2 separate regions of the Homo sapiens genome follow, and region 1 is linked to region 2. Evidence: chromatin loops called from intact Hi-C (ENCODE). Cell type or tissue: dorsolateral prefrontal cortex. All regions are shown on one strand. Each heading gives the region's core, and the rest is flanking DNA. Links, peaks and the distances in the headings are about the cores only. Region 1 overlaps AKAP6 (A-kinase anchoring protein 6). Region 2 has its middle 42 kb from the start of NPAS3.

What was found. A loop is a pair of places that touch in the nucleus more often than their neighbours do. Peaks named below come from ENCODE experiments on the same cell type or tissue, not always from the same donor. Only the 100,000 strongest peaks of a DNase experiment are listed, where the experiment ranks them.
Region 1: it touches region 2 in a loop (3-fold over the local background); 3 of 110 quality-filtered maps call a loop at or near these places.

What each region holds. Positions count from the first base shown.
Region 1 is chr14:32,829,958-32,835,348 of GRCh38, reverse strand. AKAP6 (A-kinase anchoring protein 6) reads right to left here. Exons shown (of 14, transcript NM_004274.5): 14 at 1-5,391. Among named protein-coding and RNA genes, the nearest start is that of NPAS3, 110 kb to the left of the region's middle. In dorsolateral prefrontal cortex, for the core only: no CTCF peak of the experiment used is centred there; no DNase peak of the experiment used is centred there; H3K27ac peaks cover 1,254 bases.
Region 2 is chr14:32,894,606-32,899,996 of GRCh38, reverse strand. No RefSeq gene overlaps it. Among named protein-coding and RNA genes, the nearest start is that of NPAS3, 42 kb to the left of the region's middle. In dorsolateral prefrontal cortex, for the core only: no CTCF peak of the experiment used is centred there; no DNase peak of the experiment used is centred there; H3K4me3 peaks cover 1,616 bases; H3K27ac peaks cover 1,791 bases.

The sequences.
Region 1 (5,391 bases), core at 239-5,238, 65 kb after region 2:
TTTAAGTGCACTTTATTTTTTAAGGTAATATGAAACAAGTTGAGAATGCAATAAAATCTAGGAAGTAAAAAGAAAAAAAAAACACAACTATTGCCGGTGTTTATGTCTTACACTGAATTTGCAAATGGAAATCTATCCTAAGAAAATGTGTCGGAATTTAGAATATCATAGACCAGGGATCAGAAAACTTTCTGTAATGATCCAGATAGTAAATGTTTTAGGTTTTGCAGGCCATATGGCTTTTGTTGCAAGTACGTAACTTTGTATAGTGTCAAAGCATCCGTAGACTATGGAAACAAATGTGCGTGGATGTGTTCTAATAAAACTTTATACATGGACACCAAAATTTAAATTTCATATGATTTTCACATGTCATGAAGTATTCTTTTGTTTAACTACTAAAAAATGTAAAAATTGTTTGAAGCTCGTCAATTGTTCAAATGGGTCAAACCAGAACAGGCAACGAGCTGAATTTGGCCCACGTGCCACAGTTTGCTGACCCTTGCCTTAGATGGATGAAGCATGGGCTGAAAGAGTAAGCTGTGAACTTTAAAACATATCAGGAATGTCAGTTATTCAATCAATCTTCATTAAAGAGTGGCTGTGAATGCAAAGTCACCTATGTATTTACTTGACAAAAAAAAGTTTACCCTGAGTTTAACAATGAGAAAACAACTAGACCCATCAAGATTGTGGATCATTCTGCAAAACTGGCCTGGACTTTTCAGAACTGTCGATGTTATAAAAGCCCAAAGAAAAATAGAGTAAAAGCACAGGGAAACTATGCAAGATTTAAAAAAAAAAAAAAAAAAAAAGACTTGGAAACTAAAAGCAGTGTGTGATCTTTGTTTGAATACTGTATTAAAACAAAAACAACTATAAGAGGACATAATTTGGGTAGTTAGAGAAACTTGAATATAAACTATCAGGTATTATTGTATTAATATTACATTTTTTTTTTTGAGACAAAATTTCACTCTTCTTGCCCAGGCTGGAGTGCAGTGGTGCAATCTCGGCTCACTGCAACCTCTGCCTCCTGGCTTCAAGCAATTCTCCTGCCTCAGCCTCCCAAGTAGCTGGGATTACAGCTACCACGCCTGGCTAATTTTTGTATTTTTAGTAGAGACGGGGTTTCACCATGTTGGCCAGGCTGATCTCGAACTCCTGACCTTAGGTGATCCACACGCCTTGGCCTCCCAAAGTGCTGGGATTACAGGCGTGAGCCACCATGACCAGCCAATGTTACATTTCTTGAGTATGAAGATGGTATTGTAGACTTGCAGAAGAATACCCATGTTCTCAGCTAACACATGCTGAAGTATTTGCAGATGAAGTATCATACTCTACAATTTAATTTCAAATGATTTAATCATACAAAAAAGTGTGTGTGTATACAGAGATGAAGTAAATATGGTGAAATATTAACAATAAATGAACCTGAGGGATGAGTACCAAGTATCTTTGTTCTACTCTCAACTTTTACATAGGTCTGAATTTTTTCAAAATGAAAATTGAAAAAAGAATATGTAGAAAAAAATATAGCGGTAAATTTAGTTGGTTCGATTTATATTTAAAATATAAGAATTATATGACACTTGAAAAGTGAGTTTTTCTTTAAAATTCTAAAAAATTTCAACTTCTTTTGGAAGCTAAAGCAAATTGACTTGTAAGACAGACCTGGATCATTTCATTGATATTTTCATCTAGTTTGTTTCTAGGAATTATAGAATGGGTGAAACCTAGTCCGGATGAACCAAACACAACAAAGTCATCAAACTCAGGTTTCCAGAAGCCCTAAATTTAGGTTGTTCTGTGTTGTATAAGATGCATATTTATTCAGTGACCAGAAATCTAACAAATATTTTTCTTTCTGTAATTAAAACCACTTTACTTTTTCTGGTAGTCAGATCCAGATGATTTTTTGTATACCGTTTTGCTCACTAGATTTTCTTAAATGTAGAGAAACTTCATCAGAAACTAAATGAGGTCATCATTTAATTGAGACAAAAGTCATAATCACTCTATTCAAGGACACAAAAGGCACTTTCAGAAGAAAAGCTGTAAACCTTTGGAGACAGATACCATGTGTTAGTTGCCTTTATATACCTAATGCCAAATATAGTGCCTCACATAGGTAGCCATTTAATAAATGTTTGCTGAATGGCTGAATAAATGAATAAATAAGCGGAGGGAGTGCCCTACTTGGAAACAGGTTAGGTTTGTATTCGATGTAAGGAGAAGATTCCAGATGACTTAGGCACTGGACTGGGCCACTGAAGGAAGTCATGGATTCTTATTTATTTATTGTTTGAAATTTACAATAATAGAATAAACATATCTTGAATATATTTCTAGAGAAAACTTCGCACTTAAATGTTCAGATTCTTTTCTACATGTATGATGATGAAGACAGTTCCTTAATGTGAAGAATTCTGTCTGTTAACATTCAGTCAGGTTGGAATGGATCTGAAAACCATGACATATGAAGGGCAGTTGAGGAAACAGTGGTTGGGAGATGATGAGTAACTGGCCTTGATTATCTTCAGGGTTGCCATGAGAAAGAGGGAGTAAAGATAATCTGGGCTGCTCCATAAGACAGAACAGGGTAGCGGGGTACTAGGCAGATTTTAGCAACCTAAGAAAGAACTTTCTAACAAAGAGATATGCCCAACAGTGGAACAGTTTGCCTTAACAGACAATGAGCCACTATCACTGGAAGTGTGTAGGCAGAGTTGGTGTGATCATTTTCTAAGGGTAATTGGGGAGGTAGTGCCTACATGGGGTGGGAGATTGAGGCTATTTTTCTTCTTCCAACCTGAAAAGGCATTGTTCAACAAACCTGAAAGTCATTCTACAAATTTAGTGTTAATACTAAGCAGATAATTAACAAATACTTTCAATACTGCACGGTCTTCCATGAGCATGTAACAAGTAGGTAGAACATCATTGTCAGTTTGTTCTTTGAATGTTTTACCAGTCGATGTAGACTTGACATTAGTTACTACCCAAAGAAAATTTAGGTTGTGTCAGTATGTAAAATAATACCATATCCCAACAGAGGTCTAGAATGCCCTTAGAAATTTCAAAGACTCTAGGATTTGTTCTTTCACTACATCCTGGGCCACTATACTTGTGTACTCTGTTATTGCAAACTTAGCTTATTTTCTCCAGCTGCCCCCTAACTAGACAATTATCTCTAATCTCTTTCCCCCATAATCCTCTTGAACACTGCAACTAGATGTCTGGCTAAAACCGCTTTTGAACAAATTACTACCTATTAAGAAGCCTAGAATAATTTATCCATTTAGAAATACATATGGAAAAGATCAGAAGGGGCATAAAAATACAAATAGTTATTAAAGTGGTAGAATTACAGATAAGCATCGTCTAAATGATCTTGGCGTGGCACTAATGATAAATAAAATCAGGTGCAAAACAGCCTGTACAAAGTGTCCTTATTACCTAGCATTTTACATACAGAAGCTCCAAGTTAACTTTTTAAAAGACCTTCCATTAAGTCCTCCCAATTTACTTTTTCTTCTATTACCCCTGCAATGAAGTTTCATGAATATTCCACTAACTTTCCACTCTCTGCAAGCCCTTTTTCTTCCTCCTTGTACCCACTGCTGCTTCTCTCATTGCGCTTCTATCACTACATTTGCTCTGTTCCTCAGCTCTGCAACAAATACTTCATGTCATTTGCGTGTTCACTTGTTCCTAATGCAGGACAGCCTTCTGAGGGCAGGGCTTTGTCTGTTTGTTCAACATTGCATCTTCTGGATCTAGAATAGTGCCTTGCAGATAAAAAGTGTTTCTGAACTATCTGTTGAATGATTGTCATTCCTGTGACTGCATGAACCCACAACATTCTTTACCTTTTAGAAATTTGATATATATTATCTATTGTGACTTTATATTGCATTGTACCTCTTTCTAGTTGTGTCCATGTTTTAGTGTCAAAATAAAGGGATAGATGTCACCATGTCACCTAATTTAATCCTTTAATTCAGTAAATTTTTATTGAATACCTACTGTGTCAGGCACTTAAGTAGGTGTTACGATATAAATTTAAAACTGCATTTAACAGGAGTCAGTAAAGGCCAGATGAAATATTTCTTTGTCAATTTCTTTTACACATATAAATATACCTGAAATCTATAAATAATAGTCAAATTTTCTGTACTTTTCTACTAGCTTTCTATCAAACTCATTCAAAATAAATATTTAAAATAAATTAAGACATACAAGGTACCTGAAATCCAACATTAAATCATTAATGATAAGTGGAAATAAAAAATCTAGTATAAATGTTTATTGGTTTAGGGGAACTGACATTTAATCATTTGCTGTTCCAAGATCTTTATAGTGACCAGAAAGATTTTGAAAACTGAAGGCTTTACGTCTAGTCTCTAGTTTAGGTAATGTTAAGCCTCTTAAGCAATATGAATATGTTTGGAAGCTGCTACATGCTATACTTTTTCAGAACCAGATGCAACAATTTGGTAAAGAACATAGTAGAAGAGATCACTAATTTTCCTTTTCCCCCAATAATCTGTGTTTATTATGCCAATTTTAATTACCATGCAATCTAATGGATTTAAGGCTTATATTTTCCACATCACTAGACATCACAAACATGAAAGCATTTTATACTGTCATTATACATCAATGTTTGTACTTGGTTATACATATATACAGAAATTATTCACACATCTTAACCTTGCTATTTCCTCCTTTCAAACCAACATAATTTTACCGTGAAAGCAGCTTTTTAATAAATGGTATAAGAAATACAGCAAGGCACACTTTTTTAAAAAACTTTTTTCTCATTACCACCTCAAGAAGCATAAAAAATGAAAATGTTGTACATAATTCAATAGTAGAATGTCACCAGTTTATAATATACAACACCATATGGTTGTTTCTTGAAATGCTGCATAGATTATTTTTTAAATGAAATAAATAAAATGGCGCTTTTAATAGTTGCTTAATTTTGAAAGAAGGACCAGTGTTTCTTCTCTATGCTGCAACCAATTCAAATGTTGGCTTTTTAGGTAAAACTCTTTCAATAAACACAGTCATTATACCGTTAAAAAAAAATCCAGATTGATACATGAAATTGGTCAAGTACTGGTGGGGGGGTCATTCTAGACAGGAGAATTTAATGGACTACCAGTTGGTGAACTGCAGAACTTTAAAGAGTGGAAGGGAAGGGAGGAGGCAAAGAGAAAAGTCTAGCTGGAGAGAGAGGGTTGGTAGAGGTAGCTTGGGACAGGAATCCATGGGAGAACAAGCAGCTTTGCTGAACTTCAAAGACGATCACCTAAAGAGAACCAGCGCACACATTCAGATCACAAGGCTTGTGTGGAGAAAACACATTTGGAAGGAAGA
Region 2 (5,391 bases), core at 217-5,216:
CTTTATTTAAATGCAAAGAAGTTTCTATAAGACACTAAATGATATATTTTTTCTCAATCCAAAATAAAAGATTAAAGTTTGTTTCCCAAGTCAAACTTGAGGGATTTTTAGGTGATTTGGCTTACAAACAGCCCAATAAAGGCCATTTTAAAGTCCTAGGACATTATTTCTGTTTTGAAAATGAGAACTGCTCATGAGAGACTAAATCTCAGAAACTCTTCTTTTGTGCAAATCCATCTTCCAACATATTCACATGTATCCCCGTGCCCTGTGATCATGGTGATTAGGCATCCCAACAGTGATTCTCCAAGAAATAAATACTTAACAATTTACATGCAGAAAAAGTTATCAGAGGAAGCAAACCCCAAACCCCTGGTTCCTGGGCACCATTTCTTCATTTCTTAGTCATAATGGAAAGTGACCCATTCAGAGGAATACTTTATCTAACAAACATAATAACAGAGTCACTGGACCTCGAAAATATTGATCCACCTGCTCTGTGAAGGAGTTGTTGTCCTCTGAGTCTGTTCCCTTTAAAGCTGATGCCACTGAGGCAGAGAGATGTGTGAGATGCTGGAGTGCTTGTGGCTCTTGGAATATTATTAGAGCTCCTAAAGGTGTACATCAACCACGTACCCACAAAAATTTTTAAATAAAAAAAATTAGATCTCCTGATTCACTGTCAGTGAAGTTTTTGCAGACCAGTTGGGGAACTGAGCCGCATTCCTAAAAACACTGTCAGGGAAAGAGTAAATACTACATTTCAGACACCTTACATATATACTGACTCTCGGAAGTGGCCCACTTGTAAATCAGAAGTATCCAGGATTATTCTTCTGAGGTCAATCATTTTTCAGTTTGGTTGAGAAACAGAAGTTAGGCTGAAACTGAAGTTAGGCTGAGTAATTTCTGCAACAGTTTCAGAGACCAAAATGAGGAGAAATTCGCAGACATGTCTAGTCTACAGATTATTCACCTCATTCATCCTGCAGATTGTTATTTTGTTTATATATAGACTTACTTGTTTAAAAAAATGAGCCAAAGCATTGCTCCAAGTGAAATTTTAAATGTGAACATTAAAAAAAAAATCCTTTTGGGTAGGCAGGACAGTAGATTTTAACGGAGTTCTTCTATGACTCAATGGAAAGAATCAGTTCTAACACTACTGTCACCATCCCAGTGTTCAGATAAACATCATTTTAAACTTCATGTTTTGCACATCTTGTACTTGTAGAGAAGAAAAAGGAAATGGAAAAGGGAGCTTCAATCTGAAGGTGTGTGGCTGACTTTGGCACTTAGGAAGTTTCTCTGCTCTATTTTCTCTGTTTATGAATGCTGCTTCTCGATGTATTTTTACACTGAACATTTTAAAAACAGATTTATTTTAATAGAGAAACAACAGAAAAAATTTAAGACACCATTAATACACTTCCGGGATAGAGCAAAGTGTTCATGCAAAATGAACATACATTAGAGGAAATGTAACCTTTCTCAGGATGGACTTCCCACATAAATCCTCCCCTTTCTCCGGAGGCTGTGCGACAAATATCTTGGCTGTCAAGTCAGAAAGCTTTTGATATGGGTCCCGAGGCAAATTACATATTTTTATACCATTTTTCTCATTTCTAAAATGAGGATAACACCACCTTCGTACTCTACAACACAGTGAAAACTGAAAATTAAAAATAAATAATAAGTAGTTCCAATTTTTTAGAGGTATGCTCTAAAAGATCAGTCTTTAAATTCAAAGACCACAGGACCATTTGACTGTAACTTTTAAATGCCTGAGCAGGTGAGTTCTAGTTCTTTTGAATATCCAAAGCATTTTCCCTCCTTTCTTTTAATCAATAAGCTTATTAATTTTGGAGATTTACTCTGTTCTCACAAGCCTATGATGCACTTCTACATACATTATTTCATTTGCTCCTCAACGCAGCTCCGTGAGGTAGACCTGACTTTTTTTTCAGTGAAGAACTGAAGGACAGAGAAGCTACTATCTTGACCGAAACTTATAACCTGGCGGCAGTGGTGGTCAGCCTTGAACCTAGGTCTGTGAGGTCAAATTGTCATGCAGTTAGTGCAATCTCCTGGCCGGACACAGCCATTTCATCATTAGGAAGAAGGCGGCCATGCTTTTCTTTATCCCTCTCACTTCCAGAGCCACATTAAAACCCACCAGAATAATGGGATGAGTTTTCCGGAAGGGGGAAGTGTACATGGATATATCACAAACAGAACAGAGATTCCATACAGGAAGCCCTGGAGTTTTACAAAGCTCGACTAAGAATTGCTAGTCATTCCTCTGTTACCTTATTTGTTCCAAACATTTTTTTTCAGACAATCAAATGGGGGATGGGAGCAGGAGGGAATGAGCAAGAAAGAAATGCCAGTAATCACGGTGAATAACAGTCGTAGGGGTGAAGTGACAGCTCAAGGTTTTACTGTTGTCATAAAAGTGGTGCAGTTTTAGAGCTTTAAGATGAGCAAATCTCTGGGGTCTATGTCCACCGTGGTTCTAATAGCATTAGAAAGGGGGAGTTGGTATAAACAATAACAAGATTTATGTTAGTGCAAACTGCTGACTATTGACTCTGATTCTGAAGAGAGGAGAAAAGAGAAAGCGAAACTAAACCAGATTCCTGTTATGTCCCTATTTATGGGAAAGTGAGAAACTTGACCGATTCTAGTGGACATTAACAACGGGAAGGCAAGCAACGGAGTCTAATGCCTTAAGATTATAGTCAGTAGAAATAAAATGGAAAAAGAGGACAATAAAAAAAGCTGTGGTGTGACTGTTTTGAACTGAAAGTTTCTAACCACAGAAAGGAGCTGACCAAAAGTAGCTGGACTAGGACAGTTGTATGCCCAGAGGAACAGAGATTTTGAAATCCTACTTTGTGGAACAGAACACCTAACCAAAACTGGCTACCAGTAGAAAATAAAGCCCCAAACAGTCTTTCCTGCTGACGTGTCTTTTAGTTTGTAAAATGTTTTTGAAACGGAAGACTTAGGATTCGCCTTCACTACCTGGACTTGACTTTTATGCCAAATTAACATATAAAGATGTCATCTCCCTCCCTTTTTTGTCAACAAAAAGGAGACAGAACCAGGCTCTTCTCCTCTTTACAGTTCATTATCTATTACGAGAGGTACTTTTCTACCCCGAGGAAACTTCCCATTGGGTTTATGATTATTATTGAACTATCACAAACATTTTGGCTTCATCAGTTTATATTAACAATCTCATTAGCTCAGATAGATATTTTCAGCAACAAAAAAATGACCCTTATTGTATTATTTTAGGTGGGAAGTCCATCTTTTTAAAAACAACCACATTATTATAAAAACAAATATGTAGGAAAGAAGTCTTTGGCCACAGGAGGGAACTTAACCAAAGTTCCATTGACAGATCTTAGTACAGTAAAAAAGAATTCAAGCTTAAGACAGAGAACTGAAAATTGAGCACAAGATCTGCTCCCATAATCTGGGAATTTTATGACCTCCCTAAAGGAAAGAGTATGTGGTCTGTTAAATCTGATAATAAAATATCTCCTTGAGGCCTTCAAATGTAATGTGTCGGATGCTCAATCCATTCGGTACAGGCCAATTGGACAGCTGTCAGCCCCCCCAATTCCAGGGTAGTCCTTCTGGTGTTATTGCCACAGTATACAGCCTTCAGAAAAAGGATGCAAACTATAAAGCCAATGAAATATTACAAATATTAGGATAGAAATATTCGTTCATTATATATTTATTAAATGTAACTGAATATTATACCTATATATCTACTTTTCTATATAGGACCTGGAAAGATAGAAATTAAATTTTTAAGTGGTTATCTATGGAGTGTGACATTGGTAAGCAGTCTTTATTTTTTATTTTGTGTATTACTGTATTGATTTTTTTTACAGTGAGAATTTATTAATTTAGCAATTTAAAAAAGCCAAGACAGTTTTTCTTTCCTAAAGAACATATTAGGTAATAGGAGACCAAAAAAAAAAAAAAAAATCTGGTTGTCTCAGACAAGCTCAGTGCACAGTTAAAACTAATTATTTTGGGGTGATCTTGTGGCTAAGAAATCATGATGTGAGAAAGATTATTTTTATATTTACTAGAACATCTCTATAAATTCACTACTTTGTCCTAATTTTTATTGTCTTTGAGATTCATTTAGATTCGAGTAGTTAGCAATTATTTCTGCCTCAGGAGGATAAATTATTACCCTAGGTAAAGCAAGTCAGAACCATTACTAAGGGTTCATCTCAACCAAAGAACATGTTAGAGTACCAATTCTAGAGATGCATGTTGTAAAAAGATCACTCTGATGGTTTGAGATTGGAAGCTCATCATCAAGAAGTAGAATAATAGCAAGACCATAGCTTTTGTGCAAGATCATGATCAACACTAAGCTACTTAGAAAACTGGAGTATTTGGGGCCTGGAGCCCTCTGTATCCTGACATGTGCAGTCTCACACTGAACAAAGCAGGTGTTTAAATACACAAATTTCCTGTGAGAATGGAGACAAATAACCAGAGTGCAGTTAGATTTGTTTGTTTGGCAATATTTTTTAAATATGTAGTAGAAACAAAGGATCTAGTGCTGAGGTGCTGAGGTGAGGAAAGGAGAAGGGGAATAAAGGGTGAGAGGTAAGGGGGTGCTTAAAGTTGTTCCAACCAATTTCATAAATCAAGCCACTGAGGAAGGTATAAGAAGTGAAGACCAAGTTCATGAAAGCCCAGAAACTGAGGATTTGCGTGTGAGACGTACTCTCTAAAACAACTGAACAAGGAGAAAAAGGGCGAGAAAGAAATACTTCATAAAGCCAAGCCTAAACTAATGCTTTTTGCCCTACACCTTCACATTTACACTTAACCTAAAAAGATTAAAATATCATAATAATTCTGAGATTCCTGGCTCTCAAGATTTCCATTATGACACATCAATAAAGCAAGGCAAGGTGACTGAGAAAGAGCGGCCGGCTTTCATTTCCTGCTCATTTGAAGGTCACTTTTGGAGATAAAGATTATATTTTTGCAGAACCAGAGGATACACGAACATTTCCAGGAACTTGTAACATCAGATGTTCTGAACGAGCAAAGGAAAATGAATGATCCTATTAAGATACTTCTGACCATAAATCAGAGGTGTTAAGCTCTGACTGGCTAACTTCAGCTTCCCATTTGACTCATTTGAAAATGGAACTGATGTGAATGTAGATTGGAGGAAGATGCTCAATGCCATTAGAAGTGGCTCATAAGCTGCTCCTCACGGATCTCAGATTGAAATACAGTGTGCCTAGCACCCGGGGACAAATATTTGCATCGTATCATTGTTAAGTGACTCTGTCCGAGTAGCAGAAAAATGGGTGTCATGCCTGCAATACAAAAGAA